2 separate regions of the Homo sapiens genome follow, and region 1 is linked to region 2. A link is a loop called in an ENCODE intact Hi-C map of the cell type or tissue named here. Cell type or tissue: IMR-90. All regions are shown on one strand. Links, peaks and the distances in the headings refer to the core of each region. The heading gives the core; the rest is flanking DNA. Region 1 has its middle 38 kb from the start of CCNA1. Region 2 holds the start of CCDC169-SOHLH2 (CCDC169-SOHLH2 readthrough).

Evidence for each region. Peaks named below come from ENCODE experiments on the same cell type or tissue, not always from the same donor. Only the 100,000 strongest peaks of a DNase experiment are listed, where the experiment ranks them.
Region 1: a loop joins it to region 2, with 7 times the contacts of the local background. A loop is called at or near these places in 54 of 110 quality-filtered maps.

What each region holds. Positions count from the first base shown.
Region 1 is chr13:36,390,398-36,398,736 of GRCh38, forward strand. No RefSeq gene overlaps it. Among named protein-coding and RNA genes, the nearest start is that of CCNA1, 38 kb to the right of the region's middle. In IMR-90, for the core only: a CTCF peak has its summit at 5,085 (motif pointing left); a DNase peak (open chromatin) is centred at 5,054; H3K27me3 peaks cover 152 bases.
Region 2 is chr13:36,292,795-36,301,133 of GRCh38, forward strand. CCDC169-SOHLH2 (CCDC169-SOHLH2 readthrough) reads right to left here and starts at 5,020. Exons shown (of 16, transcript NM_001198910.2): 1 at 4,843-5,020. It overlaps CCDC169 (coiled-coil domain containing 169), which reads right to left and starts at 5,020. Exons shown (of 8, transcript NM_001144981.3): 1 at 4,843-5,020; 2 at 2,984-3,063. The coding sequence starts at 4,925. RefSeq lists enhancers at 4,647-5,608, 5,609-6,571. In IMR-90, for the core only: no CTCF peak of the experiment used is centred there; no DNase peak of the experiment used is centred there; H3K4me3 peaks cover 1,065 bases; H3K27ac peaks cover 867 bases.

The sequences.
Region 1 (8,339 bases), core at 223-8,222, 98 kb after region 2:
GTTTTTTTCTTTTAAATGAAACCCTAGCCATCCTTAAATACAAGAATGCTAATTGGTTAAGGAGTAACTAAAAATTTGTCCAAGCACAAAGAGGTTGACTATATAGGCAACTAAAAAACTCGACATTTCTTTTTGTAGCCATGAATTTGGAAAGAAAATTTCTAATCCATATACTTTTGCAGACTTCTTGCCTTATCTTTATAAAAGGCCTGGGATTCACTATAAGACCTACCTCATGATGTGAAGATTTTGGAAGCTCTCAGCAAGAAAATAACACAAGCTCTATGGGTGCTCAATAGCAGCACATCAACCCTACTCAGGCAATGAAAATACTGAATAGGAGCATTTCCTGGGCACATTAGTTATCCTTTGGCCACTATAACAAATGACCACAAATTTAGTAGCTTAAAACAGCACACATTTATTCTCTTCACAGTTCTGGAGTTCCAAATCCCAGGATAGGTCTTTTAGGGCTCCAACATCATGGCATCCATAGGGCTGGTTCCTTCTGAATCCCCCGGGAAGAATCTGCTCCTTGCTTCTTCCAGCTTTAGAGGGTGGCCACATTCCTTGGCCCATCACCACTTCCTCCCATCACTTCAATCTCTTGCTTTGATACTCAACATTTCTTATTGTTCCTTCTTACGAGGTTATTCCTGTGATTACACTGAGCCCACCCATATAGCATCCCCAACTCAAGATCCTTAATTAATCACATCAACCAAGTCTTTTAACATGTAAGGTAACATTCCTTACAGGTACCAGGGATTAGGGCGTGGGCACTTTTGGGGTGCCATTATTCAGCCTACCACACTAGGCAATTTCAGGCCAGTCACTTAACTATTGCAAACCTCTCAAATGAAGAAAAAAAAATGAAAGAAGACATTTTGTATAACCCTGGATGGATGATACAACATTAGCAGCTAATGCCACCCAGTTCTGTGGATCCATGAAAACATTACCCCAATCAGAAGAATCTGCATCACTCCTTACACCAGTCTGTTCTCTCCCGAATGTAAACTCAGGAAGGCAGACCACCCCACTTATAAGTAGTTGTTGAATAAAGTCAAGTAAAAAAAGCAATTGTTGCTACATACTATTGCATCCTCTCCTCCTATTTTGTGGATTAAATACATCAACAATATCTTTCTGGTATATTCTTTGGCACAATATTTCATTAACACGCAATTATAGTTTGTTCCATATTTAGGGCCACATACCTGACCTACCAATCCAAACTGTCATTGTGTAATTCTTCCTAAATATCCTGGCATCCCTCTTTATTCAAGAAACCATAAAGCACAACACAAAGTATGGCCATAACCTGCTACCATTATTAATCTTTACTATACAGCTTTGCTCTTTGACCTCTACCTATTTTGATCTGCAATTAACCCATACAAGGCCTGAGAAGAGTTGAGAGACAGATCCTCAGGCTGTCCAGCCTCCACCCCATCTCTGCCCTTATGTTTTTTTTTCTATGTTCTATTCTAGAAGATTTATAGTATTAGCTCCCATATTTGGATCTGTGACTCATTTTGAGATAGGTTTTGTTTATGGCATAAGGTGAGGGTCAATATTTTTTCCATGTGGGTATCCAATTATTGCAGAACCATTTGTTGACATGCCTGTGCTTTTCCCATTGAATGTCTTGGTAGCTTCATGGAAAAACAATCGAACATAAATGTAAGGGTTGATTTCTGGACTCTCAGTTCCAATTCATTGATCTAGATGTTTATCCTTAAACCATGATTTTTCTTTTCTTTTTCTTTTTTTGAGACCGAGTCTCACTCTGTCACCCAGGCTGAAGTGCAGTGGCACAATCTCAGCCCACTGCAACCTCCCTCCTGGGTTCAAGCAATTCTCCTGCCTCAGCCTCCTGAATAGCTGGGATTACAGGTGCCTGCCACTGTGCCCAGCTAATTTTTATATTTTTAGTAGACATGGGGTTTCACCATGTTGGCCAGGCTGGCCTCGAACTCCTGACCTCAGGTGATCCACCTGCCTCAGCTTCCCAAAGTGCTGGGATTACAGGCGTGAATCACTGCACCCTGCCTTTACACCATAATTTTTAATTTAAGCTTTTTATTATTTTATTCTTTCTGCTTGCTTTTGCTTTAATTCGCTTTTATTTTCCTAGTTTTAGTTTAAGTAGAGGTTTAGGCTGTTGTATTTGAGATCTTTCACCTTTTGTGATATAGGTGTTTAAGGCTGTAAATTTACCTTTAAGCACAGCTTTAGCCAAATCGTATACATTTTGGAATTTAGTATTTTTGTTTTAATTCAGCCAAAATATTTTCTAATTTCCTTTGTGATTTCTTCTTTGACCCATGGATTATTTAGGAAATGTGTTTGTTATATAGATAAATTACATGTCATGGGGGTTTTGTGTACAAATTTTGTCACCCAGGTAATAAGCATAGTACACAATAGGTAGTTTTTTGATGCTCACCGTCCTCCACCCTCTACCCTCAAATAGGTCCCAGTGTCTATTGTTCCCTTCTTTGTGTCCATGTGTACTTAATGTATAGCTCACACATATAAGTGAGAACATGTGGTGTTTGTTTTTCTGTTCCTGTGTTGATTCACTTAGGATAATGGCCTCTAGCTCCATCCATGTTGTTGCAAAGGATATGATTTCATTCTTTTTTATGACTATTTAGTATTCCATGGTGTATTTGTACCCTTTTCTTTATCCAGTCTACTGCTGATGGCATCAAGGTTGATTCTGTGTCTTTGCTATTGTGAATAGTGCTGTGATAAACATATATGTGTGTGTGTATTTATGGTAGAATAATTTATATTCCTTTGGGTATATACCCAATAATAGAATTGCTGGGTAAAATGGTAGTTCTAAGTTCTTTGAGAAGTCACCAAACTGCTTTCCGCAGTGGCTGAACTAATTTACATTTCCACTAGCAGTGTATAAGCATTTCTTTTTCTCTGCAACCTCACTAGCATCTGTTATTTTTGGACTTTTTAATAATAGCCACTCTGACTGATGTAAGATGGTCTCATTGTGGTTTTGATTTGTATTTCTTTAATGATTATTAGTGATGTTGAACATTTTTTCATATGCTTGTTGGCCTCGTGTAAGTGTTCTTTTGAAAAGTGTCTGTTAATATCCTTTGCCCACTTTTAAATGGGGTTGTTTGCTTTTTGCTTGTTAATTTGTTTAAGTTCCTTATAGATTCTGGATATTAGACCTTTGTCAGGTGTGTTTGCAAATGTTTTCTCCCATTCTGCAGGCTGTCTGTTTACTCTATTGATAGCTTCTTTGGCTGTGCAGAAGCTCCTTAGTTTAATTAGGTCCCATTTATTGACTTTTGTTTTTATTGCAATTGCTTTTGGCATATTTGTCATGAAATCTTTGCCAGGGCCTATGTCTAGAATGATGTTTCTTATGGTTTTTTTTCAGAGTTTTTATAGTTTCAGATTTTACATTTAAGACTTTAATCCATCTTGAGTTGATTTTTGTATATGGTGTCAGAAAGGAGTCCAGTTTCAATCTTCTGCATATGGCTATCCAGATGATGTGTATGACAAGTACCTGGGGAGCTAGCTACTCTTTTTTTTTTTTTTTTTTTTTTGCTGTCTATGTAAGTAGTAAAATGAATCTGGAAGTGACTTGTGTCTACCAGCCAAATCAGTCAAGCCTTGGCATTGGCATTGGCCTTAGCTTGCTTTGCTGTTTGTATGTGACACACCTGTGTAAGGCCTTTTATGCAACAAGGGATACGTCAATAGCTAAGACCTCCCTGGTCCCTTCTAAGCATCCATGAGGTCTCTGCAGTGCAGAGCCTTCCAGGCCATCAGGGATATATGGAGACTTTTCAAGTCCTACTGTGGTTGTCTCATGCCCTTGATCTCTCTGTTAAATTTCTGGCTGCAAGCCTGCTGATCTGCTATTTGCCCCCACCAGGATGGCAACCTGAGGCTAGCTGCAACTAGGCCTTACTCACTGTTTTGCTTCCAAGCTCACTACAGTTTCCAACAATGCCCAAGGGCATGGGGATTTTCTGTGCTCTGCTTCACATAAAGTCAGCCCTCTTTGGCAAAGTATATTTTCACAGCCTGCCCTATCCTGGTAACGTTAAGGGCTGATGGAGCTGGGGTACAGGGCAGATGGGATGAGAGCAGCCCTGGGCTGAAATGCTATAGACTCTCACTGTTCAGCAGTTTTTCTTAAATAAATGATTCCCAATTTTTATGTGCTTTTGGTTAATTCCCAGTATCCTGAAATGGTTTTATTGAAAAATTTGTTCAGTTTTATTTGTTACCATTTGAGGAAGGTATTTGTTGAGCTCCTTATTTCTCCAGTCTGGAAGATTTACCTCTTTAATACCATTTATTTTGTCTGATAATTGTATCATACATATATTGTTGAATGTTGACATATGTATAATATGTAAAATATATACTTTTCTTTCTTTCTTTGTTTTTTTTTGTTTTTTGTTTTTTATTTGAGACGTTGTTTTGCTCTTGTTGCCCAGGCTGGAGTGCAATGGCACCATCTCGGCTCACTTCCACCTCCACCTCTCGGGTTCAAGCAATTCTCCTGCCTCAGCCTCCTGAGTAGCTGGGATTACAGGCATGCGCCACCACACCCACCTAATTTTGTATTCTTAGTAGAGATATGGTTTCTCCATTTTGGTCAGGCTGGTCTCGAACTCCTGACCTCTGCCTGCCAAACTGCTGGGATTACAGGTGTAAGCCACCGTGCCCAGGCCAAAAATATATACTTTTCAAAGTCAGAACTGATTTCCCTGTTTCTCTCAAAGCCTAAAATAGCATTTATTATGGTTTCTCAAATAATTTTCCATGGAAAACTCAGAATAATTTTGATAAACATTTCATAGAAAAAAATATGATTAAATGTGTTTCAGAAATAAAGTTAAGTAGATTTCTTTGCTGCAAGAATTAAGAGAACTTTGAAAGGCTTATATGTGATCTGAGTGTTTAAGAAAAGAGGTATGATACATTTCTTAACTATGGAATCTGCCTTTTCTTGTGAGAGTCTCAGGAGGCACCCTTAGGAAATAGGGTAGACAGTAAACATGTACTGGGTAATAACTCTATTGCCCTCTAGTGATAATTTGCTTGACTTCAGCCCTTAGTTGATTTCTTTGCAGAACTATTTTAATAGCCTTTTTTGCAGTTTCCTCTTCCTTCAGCTCTATTCAAGCCACGCTTCCTGGTGACTTTATTTACGTTCTTCAAATACAGATATGGTTATTTCTTCTCCACTCAAAGGATTTTTCTTTTCTTTTCTTTTCTTTTCTTTTTTTTTCTTGGAGACAGGGTCTTGTGCTGTCACCCAGGCTAGAGGGCAGTGGTACAATCATGGCTCACTGGAGCCTCCACCTCCTACGCTCAAGCAATCCTCTCACCTCAGCCTCCTGAGTAGCTGGGACAAGAGGCATGCACCACCATGCCGGGCTAACTTTTTATTTTTTGTAGAGACAGGGTTTTGCCGTGTTGCCCAGGCTGGTCTCAAACTCCTGAGCTCAAGTGATCCCTAACACCCCTCGGCCTCCCGAAGTGTTGGAATTACAGGCATGGGCTACTGTGCCCAGGCTCAAAACATTTTTATGGTCCCATCATAATAAAAGACTCAGTTATCTCAAGAAGGAAAATGACAAGTATTGCCTGAATAGCAGTTCTTTCCTAGCTGGATGGTCTCCCAAAGCTCTCATTAGTCATTACCAAGGATGGAGTGTCTATGCTTGATCTTAAAGAGAGAGGCTTGCACCTCTTTGCCCACAATGCCAGGACAAGCTGCACAGAGAGTGGAGTTCAATAAATGTCTGGAGTTGAGTGGAATTTTATGCCACTCATGATACCATCTCTGACTTCCCTACAACCAGGCCCTGTCCCATGAGGGAGAAAAGGTATCAGGAGCAAGTGAGAAATCACTGGGGTTATAAGATGTTATGGGAGCAGGAAAAATCCTCTACCTTCTACTTAAACCTTAACATGATCATATGTCCTAGAATAATGCGATTGCATTTCACCATTGCAATATGTCAATAGTTGTAAAATCAGCAGCAGTTGATCCAGTTTGGAAATATGAGGGTGGATGTAACACAGTGGAATAAAGAGACACGTAGGTAAGGCAGAGGGTGTTGAAAATGGTGTGTGGGTTGGGAAAGGAATTAAAGGACAGTGAAGTACTGACCAACTACGCAGCTGGTATTTGCTAGTTAATACTAAAGCTGTGAAATAAGAAAGAAAGAAATGTGATAGCATCTTGGCGATTCTTCTGGGATGAAAAACTTTTTAATACAATTTTTTGTTTTAAGCATTGGTATTTACAGAATATCATGCTCATTAACAACTTTAAAAAGTGACAAGATTAATGTACCATCTGAAGCTGATAATTAACTGGTATCGTAAAGGTCTTGTAATATAGCTAAGGAGAATTGTTGAGATTTAGCCATTGAAATGTAATTACACACAAAGGTTGCAGCTTCTTTGGGGAGGTTGACTGATGGGGTTTGAAATGCCTTGAATTATTTTAAAAATCTACTTTTTGATACAAAGTGACAAATTTGAGGATATTTAAAAGTAAATGTTAAAATTTTTGAAATAGGGGCCAATGGAAATTTTAAAACTGCTTCATGAACATTTTATTAAAATATGCAGGAGGCTACTATACAGTATCCCCGACCATGAATAATAAACAGAAATTGTCAAGATGACTATGGTTCTGACTTATTTTAAAGCCATCAGATGTAAAGCCCGTAGATCCAAAATATGCACCTGTAAAATTCTCCCAGTGAGTTATAAAATGTAGCCTTTGATTGGTTGGGTAAAAGGCAATTAACTATTCAACCAAGCAAAATTTGAATACAGTGCTTCAGGAATAGAACTTCAGAGACCTACCACTGAATGCTTTTCTTCATGCTACAGAGTTGGATATAGCCTGGTGGCTCTCATAGTAAGATGGCTTATTCTTAGGACATTTAGATAATAACACCAGTGCCAAGGAGAAACTTGCTGGCAGGTAAGCATCATCTTGGATGAAATCACAAGGTGAGATTTGGTTCTCAGCTTTGTTAGACTCAGGAAAATAAATGTTTCAAGTTCATTTGAAGTTAATGAAATCCTGAAGGGGAGGCCAGGCTCACACATGTAATCCTAGCACTTTGGGAGGCCAAGGCAGGAGGATCGCCTGAACCCAGGAGTTCGAGACCAGCCTGGGCAACATAGCTAGACCATCTCTTCAAAAAAAAAAATTAGCATCGTGAGTGGCATGAAATTAGCATGTGGTGTCATGTGCCTGTAGTCCCAGCTACTCAGGAGGCTGAGGCCAGAGGATGGTTTGAGCCCAAGACCTCGAGGCTACAGTGAGCAGCCTGGGGTGATAGTGCAAGATCCCATTCATCTCCAAAAAAAAAGAAAGAAAGAAAAGAAAGAAAGAAAGAAAGAAAGAAAGAAAGAAAGAAAGAAAGAAAGAAAGAAAGAAAGAGAAAGAAAGGAGGGAGGGAGGGAGGGAGGGAGGGAGGGAGGAAGGAAGGAAGGAAGGAAGGAAGGAAGGAAGGAAAGAAAGAAGGGAGGGAGGGAGGGAGGGAGGGAGGGAGGAAGGGAGGAAGGAAGGAAGGAAGGAAAGAAAGAAAGAAAGAAAGAAAGAAAGAAAGAAAGAAAGAAAGAAAGAAAGAAAGAAAGAAAGAAAGAAATCAATCCTGGGGAGTCAATTTATTCAAACCAAAAGGGAGACTAATTCATAAACCTGAAGACCAAGTTTTTAATTTATAATGGGAGCACTGACAGGATAATGTGAGACCTACCATTTGTCATTTGCTCAGGGCATGCTTTCCTGGAATCCTCCCAGAAGACTGAATCAGAGGCTGAGCATAGAGGTAGAATAAAGGGAGTAAGATGCTGATCAGTGACTAATGTTCTTCACAACTCTGGAAACACAAATTCAAATACTGAATCCTCTTCATTAACCTGTTGTTTTCTTAGATAGTTGAAGGACCTATTTGGTCTCCTTGATATATCCATTAAATTTCTTTATTAAGATTGTTTGATTAAAAAAAGTGTTTATTTTGAGATTGGTTGATCTCATCAGAATTTTGGGAATTTTCTACATTTTCGATGTTATATGGTCAGATTTTTTGGCCTTATCCCCCAAATCTGAGATGCTTTCTTGTATGATTCAATATCTTTGCTATATATCTAGTTTTCAATTGCCAATCCAGTCTCACGTTTCACTGACCACAATAATGGCAGGTGATAAAAAAGTCAAATCTAATGATGTAACTTCCCAGCTTAAAAACCTTCCAGTGATTTCCTGTCCATGTACTACAGCCTAAACTTTTTAGCACAGAAAACCA
Region 2 (8,339 bases), core at 182-8,181:
TGATCCAGTAGAGCAGGGAAAACAGACAGTGTAGGGAAGAGAGGGCCATCACTACAGTGATATCCTTGAGTAGGTGCAAGTAGGTAGGATCTACTCCACAAAGGGAGGAGATAACCTGAGACAAGAATAAGGACAGATCATTCATAGAAACAAGAGGGAAGAGGATGTGCAAGGGTGCAGGTAGATGGGTAGCTCTGTTGGTAGAAACAGGTAGAAGTCCTCTTCTGATTGCTTCTCTTTTTTCTTTGAAAGAAGAGGGTAAGCTCATTACCTGAGAGTGTGATTGAGTGGAGAGGTGGTAGAGGTTTGAGAAGAAAGCAGAAAGGGTGAAAAAATTATCTGAACAGTGAATGTACCCCTATTTGTCACATGTGCGCATATTTCCAGTAATAAATTCCTTTTAAAACACCTTTAATATTGCCCCACTGCCTTCAGGATAAACGTAAATTCATTAGCATCATGCAATCTTCTTGATTTATCTCCTTCATAAACTTTAACCTCATCTCCTAATGCATTCTCATTATGACCTATGTTCCATTTTTATCAATTACTTAGCATATTCCCCAAATGGCTTTATGTTTAATGCTCCTGTGGCAGACTGTATTTTCCAAAGATGACTGCCAATAATATATCCCATCCCATGTGTTGCTCTGTAATGTGACCTTAAAAGCAGTCTACCTCTCCAGTCCCTTGAATCTGTGACTACTATGACCAACAGAATACAGTGGATATACCCCTGTGCCAGTTCTGGGAGTAGCCCTTGACTGGCCTGGCAGTCTCTACTTATGTCTTTTGGAATGCTTGCTCTTGGGATACATCCTCTTGGAACCTAACCACCATGCTGTGAGAAGAAAAAGGTACAAGAGGCATTTCTGACAGGCAGCCCTAGCTGAGCTTCCAGTCAAAAGCCAGTGTCAGATGTTAGCCATGTGAATGAGTCATCACGGAATGACCAGCTCACTTGAATCTTCAGTATACCTGATTGCAACCAGAGACCCCAATCAAGAACCATCCAGGTGAACCAACCCAGTTAATCCACAGAATTATAAGAGTTTGTTGTTTTAAGCTCCTAAATTATAGGGTGATTTGCTATGCAGCAAAAGACAAGCAGAAGTGTTTTGAGTGTGATGTGGTAGATGGAAGTTGTATTATCATTTACTGAAGGCATGGTAAATAGATGATCTAGGATCAAGTCATGGCTCTGCCACTACCTGGCTATATTACCTTAGAAGTTATTTGAATTCCTGAATTTCATTCTTCCATATATGGGGATAATAATAACTACCTCACCTGACACAGTCCCTGGCTTTAAAGGAGTAAATGTTTCTGCCCTTCACCTTAGGCCTTACTTTTGGCCCACTAAGGAAAGAACTTTCTCTCCTATCATTCTGACGTTTTCTCTTTATACCCACATACTAGCTCCTTCTTTTGAGAACTGCTACAACTTGTTGAGCCACATTTTACTACTGGGCATAGTTATTGCATGTGTACCTGTGAGCATGCCTTCTGTTTTTCCTGTAACTGGGTACATGAGGACGTTCCAGTTACCCTGCCAACGCAGCTACTTGATAAGTACACTGAGAGCCTGCCCCCAGAGACTGAGGTTATATCTAAGATATAGATATGGAGATAGAGGAAGCTACTTCAGCCTTGGGACAAAGTAGTATTCTGCAACCAAGCTTTAACAAAGCACTGGGTACTTATAGAAAGTGGCATTTTATTTCCCATATGGCCACTATTCCTTTTTGTTCATGGCTCCCCAATTGAGGAAGAGTATAAATGTAGCAGGACGAGCCACAGACAAAACCCCTCAGACACCAAGTTAAAGAAGGTAAGGCTTTATTCGGCCGGGAGCATCAGCAAGACTCACATCTCAAAAAAATGAGCTCCCCGAGTAAGCAATTCCTGTCCCTCTTAAGGGTTTAGAACTCTAAGGGGGTCTGCATGAGAGGGTTGAGATTGATTGAGCAAGCAGGGGGTACGTGACTGGGGGCTCCATGCACCAGTAATTAGAACAGAACAGAACAGGACAGGGATTTTCACAGTGCTTTTCCATACAATGTCTGTAATCTATAGATAACATAACCGATTAGGTTGGGGGTCAATCTTTAACTACCAGGCCCAGGGTGTGGTGCTGGGCTGTCTGCCTGTGGATTTCATTTCTGCCTTTTAGTTTTTATTTCTTCTTTCTCTGGAGGCAGAAATTGGGCATAAGACAATATGAGGGGTGGTCTCCTCCCTTATAAATGCCCACCCTGATAATCCTAATAAAGTCCTCCTGTTCTTTAGCATTCAGTTCAAACAATGCCTGTTCTGGAAAGCCTGTCTTTATTAACTCACCCGAATTCTGTTAGGTTTCCCTTCCCTAAGTTTTCATTTATCCTTACATAGAACTTATATGACTTCTCATATCCATAATCTGATTTGATACTTTCTCCCAATAGTCAATGAACCTCTTTAGAACAGGGAAAACAAAGGTCTTCCATTTAAAGTGTTGACATATGGCAGGGTCATATCTTGCATACATTACAAATTTTAAGGATATATGAGTGTGTAGGTACACAGCATCCTCCACACCAAACACACATTCTTCCAACAACAATAGCTAAAACCTAGATACGGATTTTAAACATATCCCAAACCTAGAAGTTAAGATATAAAGAGTGTAACTTGAGGTGAATAGAAAACTGGTGATATTTATTTAATAAAGAAATAATATATTGATGTCATGTAACAAAGTTTTTGCTAATTAATGAACATTTTGAACTTGAAAGGTAGAAAAATAATTAAATAGTAATAGGTTTGATATTCTGAAGTATCAGTTTTAAAGCCTCTATCATAAACTATCATTAATGTGGCCAAAAAGCAATACTGAAATGTTGGTACTATTATTCAATATATGGAATTTAATGCACCATAGATATCCTGGTAAAATGAACAATAATTATACAGGAGTCACAAATATAAGTATTTACTTATATACCTTCATTGTCAGTATTGAGTTTGGCTTCCAGTTCCGTAATCTTGTGTCTTAGTTCAAATATTGAGAGTTGCACTGCATCCCTGTTATTTAAAATATTTTTGTTGATTATAATTCAATTAAAAATAACATCAGAAAAATAATACATAGTAACCCACTACTACTTCAGGAACAATTTACTATGACACATTATTTACTGAAGGACTGGTTAAGAAATAAGACTCAGGCAAAGGAAGGCTTCCAATTAGTCAGTTCTAGGACTCAAATATGCACTAAAGCTCAAAGACCCCCAGGCAACCATTAGAAATCTTTTATTTATTTTTATTTATTTTTTTGAGACAGAATCTCGCTCTGTCGCCCAGGCTGGAGTGCAGTGGTGCAAACTCGGCTCACTGCAACCTCCGCCTCCCGGGTTCAAGCAATTCTCCTGCCTCAGCCTCCTGAATAGCTGGGATTACAGGCATGCGCCACCAAGCCCTGCTAATTTTTTTGTATTTTTAGAAGAGACAGGGTTTCACCATATTGGCCAGGCTGGTCTCGAACTCCTAACCTTGTGATCCGCCCAGCCTCGGCCTCCCAAAGTGCTGGGATTACAGGCGTGAGCCACCAGGCCCGGCCCTTGGAAATCCTTTATTTTTAACTTAAATATCATCCTAAAGAAGTTAGTTACCTGGTTTTTCAGAACCAAGCAAATTAGGCACTGCACATTATTACAGAAAGGCATACCTAGGGCAATACATAACAGCTGACAAACTGAAACAAAGAGAAAAAAACAAACACTAATTTAAAAGGTTAGCTATTTAGGGCATCAGTAAATAGAACATTATCATATGACAGGGCCATTTATTCAATAAATATTTTTGAGTGCCTATTATGTTCAAGGCATTGTATTAAATACGGAAGAATTCAGTGAACAGTGAACAGAAAAATAGCAATAGCGGCAGCAAAGTTCCACTGGATGCGTATCACAAGCCAATGCTAAGTTCTTTATAGTGCATTTCATTCCAACCTGGGAACAACAGCAGGAGGTATGAGATGACTATTTGTATACCAGTCTTAGAGCTGAGAAAACTGAGGATTAAAGAGGTTAATTAACTTGTCTAAGATTGCATAGTTACTGAGTGACAAGAGATGGAGTTTGTGTTTTTGCAGGACTGTCCTCAAGTACTTGCTCTTATTCTCTACTTCCTCAGAATACACAGAACCTGTCCTCAGAACGCGTGTAGTTTGGTAGCAAAACAAGAAATAGACAGGCAATTAAAATACTGTGACTGGAGCTACAATAGAGGAAAACCCAGAACCCTATCTAGGCACAAAGGAGAGTCCAATTCTCACGGGACTTGTGGATGGAGTTGGGAGTATGTCCAAAAAATACTTTAAATGTTTCAAAAATTTAACACGAAGTACGAATACTGTTTTTAAAAAGCATAAAGGAGGAGTAACAGTTTTACTAAATGTCATTTTATGAAGTTCCCCTTAAAGGGATGAAAGAAAAAAAAAACCCCGTATAACTAAATAAAATCTTTGGAATTTTAAGCAGAAAACCTGGATTTATGGAGACATCAAAACCAAACACAACTTTTGGCATTACAGTATATGGGCAAAATACACGCCATATGATTGGATCCTTAAGGGCAGCACATCCTACCCGGAAAGCTGCCTACTTAACAATACCAAAGGCTTACTCAAAGAGGCACGTGAATCTTTCGCATGGAATACTTTTGGAACCCAGACCGAAGTGCCCAGGGGTTAATCACGGCGCCGGTCTTACAGCACCCTCAGCGGCTTCAGCCCTGAGACTCTGCAGGTGAAGGCTCGGGGGGTGTGGACGGGACCCCACACCGCGCCGCCCGCCGACTCACTTCTTGCGGACTTCTTCCAGCAACTGCTGTTTCAGGCGGTTGGTGCTCACACCGTCGAAGTTGTAGTTTCTCTCTTCCTTCATAGTGTCAGGCCAGAGACCTCCCGCGTCTTTCCCCTCAGCACCTTAGAGCACAAGACATTAAGGGCCACCCAGAAGCCAGTACGGCACGAGGCGGTGAACCCCAACCGCCCCCCGGTCGCACCTCCCGCGCCTGCCCGCAGAGGCACGTGGTGACGTCATAAAGCGATGCCCGCAGGCGGCAGGGGGTGGGGCGAGGGCAGCCGGGGAGACTGGAGAAGCCTACTCTGTGCGGTGGAGCGACCCTGGATAACAGCTCCAGGGACACTCCTTGCTCAAGACGCTGGGGTTAGACGTGCTCCGGCTACACAGCGGAGTGTCAGGGGGCCAAGAATATCCCTCTCCTTTTTCTTCCCTCCTGCTGGCTTTGGTTGCTTTCCTAAACATTGCCCCGGACGGCAAAGTCGGCTTCACTCTTAGCCCTTGTTAGGGAAACGCTGGATCCAAGATTAGCTGCGCCCTTCTTTGCTTCAGTTGAACAAGCACCAGAGTCGCTGATTTGGCAGTGTCGGAGCGGGAGGAACTGGTCTTAAAAAGGTACCTCCTGAACTCGGGAAGACTGCTAACCCTCCAGATTATTGTTTTGCATCTGTGTGCTGTTCATGAACATACCTCAGAGCTGCTCACTGCAACTTGAAATTTCATTATATTTTTAATCACAAAGTTTGCATCCTACCCTTGATACATCTGTGTTTCCTTGACAAAAAGAGACAAACTCTGTAAAATATTTGAAGAGATTTATTCTGAGCCAAATGAGTGACCAATGGCGGGTGACAGCCCTCAGGAGATTCTGAGAACACGTGCCCAAGGTGGTCAGGGTACAGCTTAGTTCTATACATTTTAGGGAGACATGGGACATCAATCAAATGCATGTTAAGATATACACTGGTTCCATCGGGAAAGGCAGGGCAATTGGAAGGGGTGGGGGACGGGGTGGCTTCCAGGTCACAGCTAGATTCAAAGATTTTCTGATTGGCAATTGGTTGAAAAGTTACTGACTAAAGACTTAGGAATGTCTTTAGAGAATAAAGGGGTTGTGGAGACCAAGGTTTTAGTGAGAATGGGATAATTGGTGTGGAAAACACAATTTGGTGTCAGAAGTGTTGTGAATACATAGTTTTCCAATTGAGTTTCTGGATGAGATTAACATTTCAATTGGTAGACTGAGTATAGTACATTGTCTTCCCCAATGTGGGTGGGCCTCAGCCAATCGACCGAAGACAGAATAGAACAAAAAGGCTGACCTCCCAGGAGTAAGAGGGAGCTCCTACAGCCAAACAGCTTGAGCTGGAACACTTTTCCAGCCTTGGGCTCAGACTGGGACTGCACATCAGTTTGCTTGCATCTCCAGCTTGTCAACTGCAGATCCTGAGACTTCTCAGCCTTCATAATTGTACGGGCAAATTCCTTATAATAAATCTTTTATACACACACTCCCTATTGGTTCTGTTTCTGTGAATTACCCTAATATAGGAGGTATGCTTATCAAAATTTTGTCTAGCTGTTAAGTCTGAAAGGGCAACTCACAACCAAGTAAACAGAATAGAATGAAGTGAAAAGGACTAGATTATCTGTTGACAAATCCAAATATACAGAGGATTTCTTTTTTGAGACGGAGTCTCATCTGTCTCCCAGGCTGGAGTGCAGTGGCACAATCTCAGTTTACTGCAAACTCCACTCCTGTGTTAAAGCAATTCTCCTGCCTCAGCCTCCCAAAGTAGCTGGGACTACAGGCACGCACCACCATGCCTGGCTTAATTTTTTTGTGTATTTTTAGTAGAGATGGGGTTTCACCATATTGCTCAGGCTGGTCTTGAACTCCTGACCTCGTGATCCACCCACCTCTGCCTCCCAAAGTGCTGGGATTATAGGCATGAGCCACTGCACCCGACCCAGAGGATTTCTTAAAAAGATCTGTTAGCAGGATCTCACTGTGGGAAATTAGGAGCAAAGGCAAGCAGAAAACAGGTTTGTCAACAACTACAGAAACCACAGATTTGTGTTTCTGGCAGAGATAAAGGACCTGAATTTACCCTCCTGCCTGAAACAACTAAAAAACTAAGAGGAACAAAAAAAGAACATTGAACATCAGGCAATAAGGGAAAACGATCACCAAGAGATGAGACACAAATGAGGCAAGCTCCCAAATTGGCCTGGGCCTGCCAGGGTACAAAGCAGAAAGGGAGAAAACAGGCAGAGGCTGGTGGTTGCCCTAAGTTGAGGAAACGGAGTTTCTCTAAGAGTCTAGAGAGAACAAGGCAGCTAGACTTTGCAGGGCAGATATTGGAGGGGAGAGCTGCACAGGGTGTTCCCAGACCAAACTGAGGGTTGGGTTGCTATTTCTTGTGACCCAGTAAGAACATGTAGATGAACTGGGGAGGAAGAGAGTTTTTATTTCTGGAACCAGTTACAGGCAGAAGCCCTGGAAACTATAACCAGACCAACTCAAAATTACAGTTTTCCAGACCTTCTAAGCTATATGTCTATGTGTAAGTGTGCATTCATCTATAGACATTAAGTGGTTAACTTTTTATAATCTACAACTAAGGTCTTGAGTCCTGAAGACCTTCCTCTGGAGCCTCAGTAAACTTAATCTAAATGGGTCCAGGTGCTAGGGTGATTACCCCTGTCTCCTGCTAAATCAGGGAGGTTTGGGGATTCCTTCAGAACCCCAAAAAACTTGTTTAATCCTAAATGGGTCCAGCTAAGAATTCCTTCTTTTTTTTTTTTTTTTTTTTTGTCATGCTTTGAGACCTAGTTCTTGGTGGGTTTTTATTACATTCCAGCCTTTGTATAAGGGCTTTGGTTTTTTTAGCTTTTAGTATTTAACTTAGCCACTCAAGTCAGTACTGAAACAGTTGTTATGGAGGCCTGTGTTAATGAGACCTGGCCTGCCACAAGGTACACTCTGCAGCAGAATACTGATGAATGCACACACATGGTGGGGCAAGTACTCAGGCTGGGGAAAGAACCATCACAAAGGATTAGAGGGGAAATCCTTACAGTTTACAGAGGTAGGAATAATACCTGCTACCACCCACCAGAATGGAAAACCTCTGAATTCACAGGGCATCAGGTACACAAAGGATTTTGATTTAGGAGTCGGAAAAAACACTAGCCCTAACAAGTTGAAAAGAAAGATCCAAAAGTATCCAACTGGTTCTAAGTAACTTAATCCCCTCCCAAGACAAAACTCGAGAATATTTATAGGAACACAAAACATCCAGTACCCAATAAGGTAAAATTCACAATGTCCAACAATATCTTTAGTCTCGTTATGTTGCCCAGGCTGGTCTCAAACTCCTCGACTCGAGAGATCCACCCAACCTCAGCCTCCCAAAGTGTTGGGATTACAGGTGTGCACCTCTGCACCCAAGGTAACATTATTTTCTTAGGGTATGTTAGAACTCACCTGTA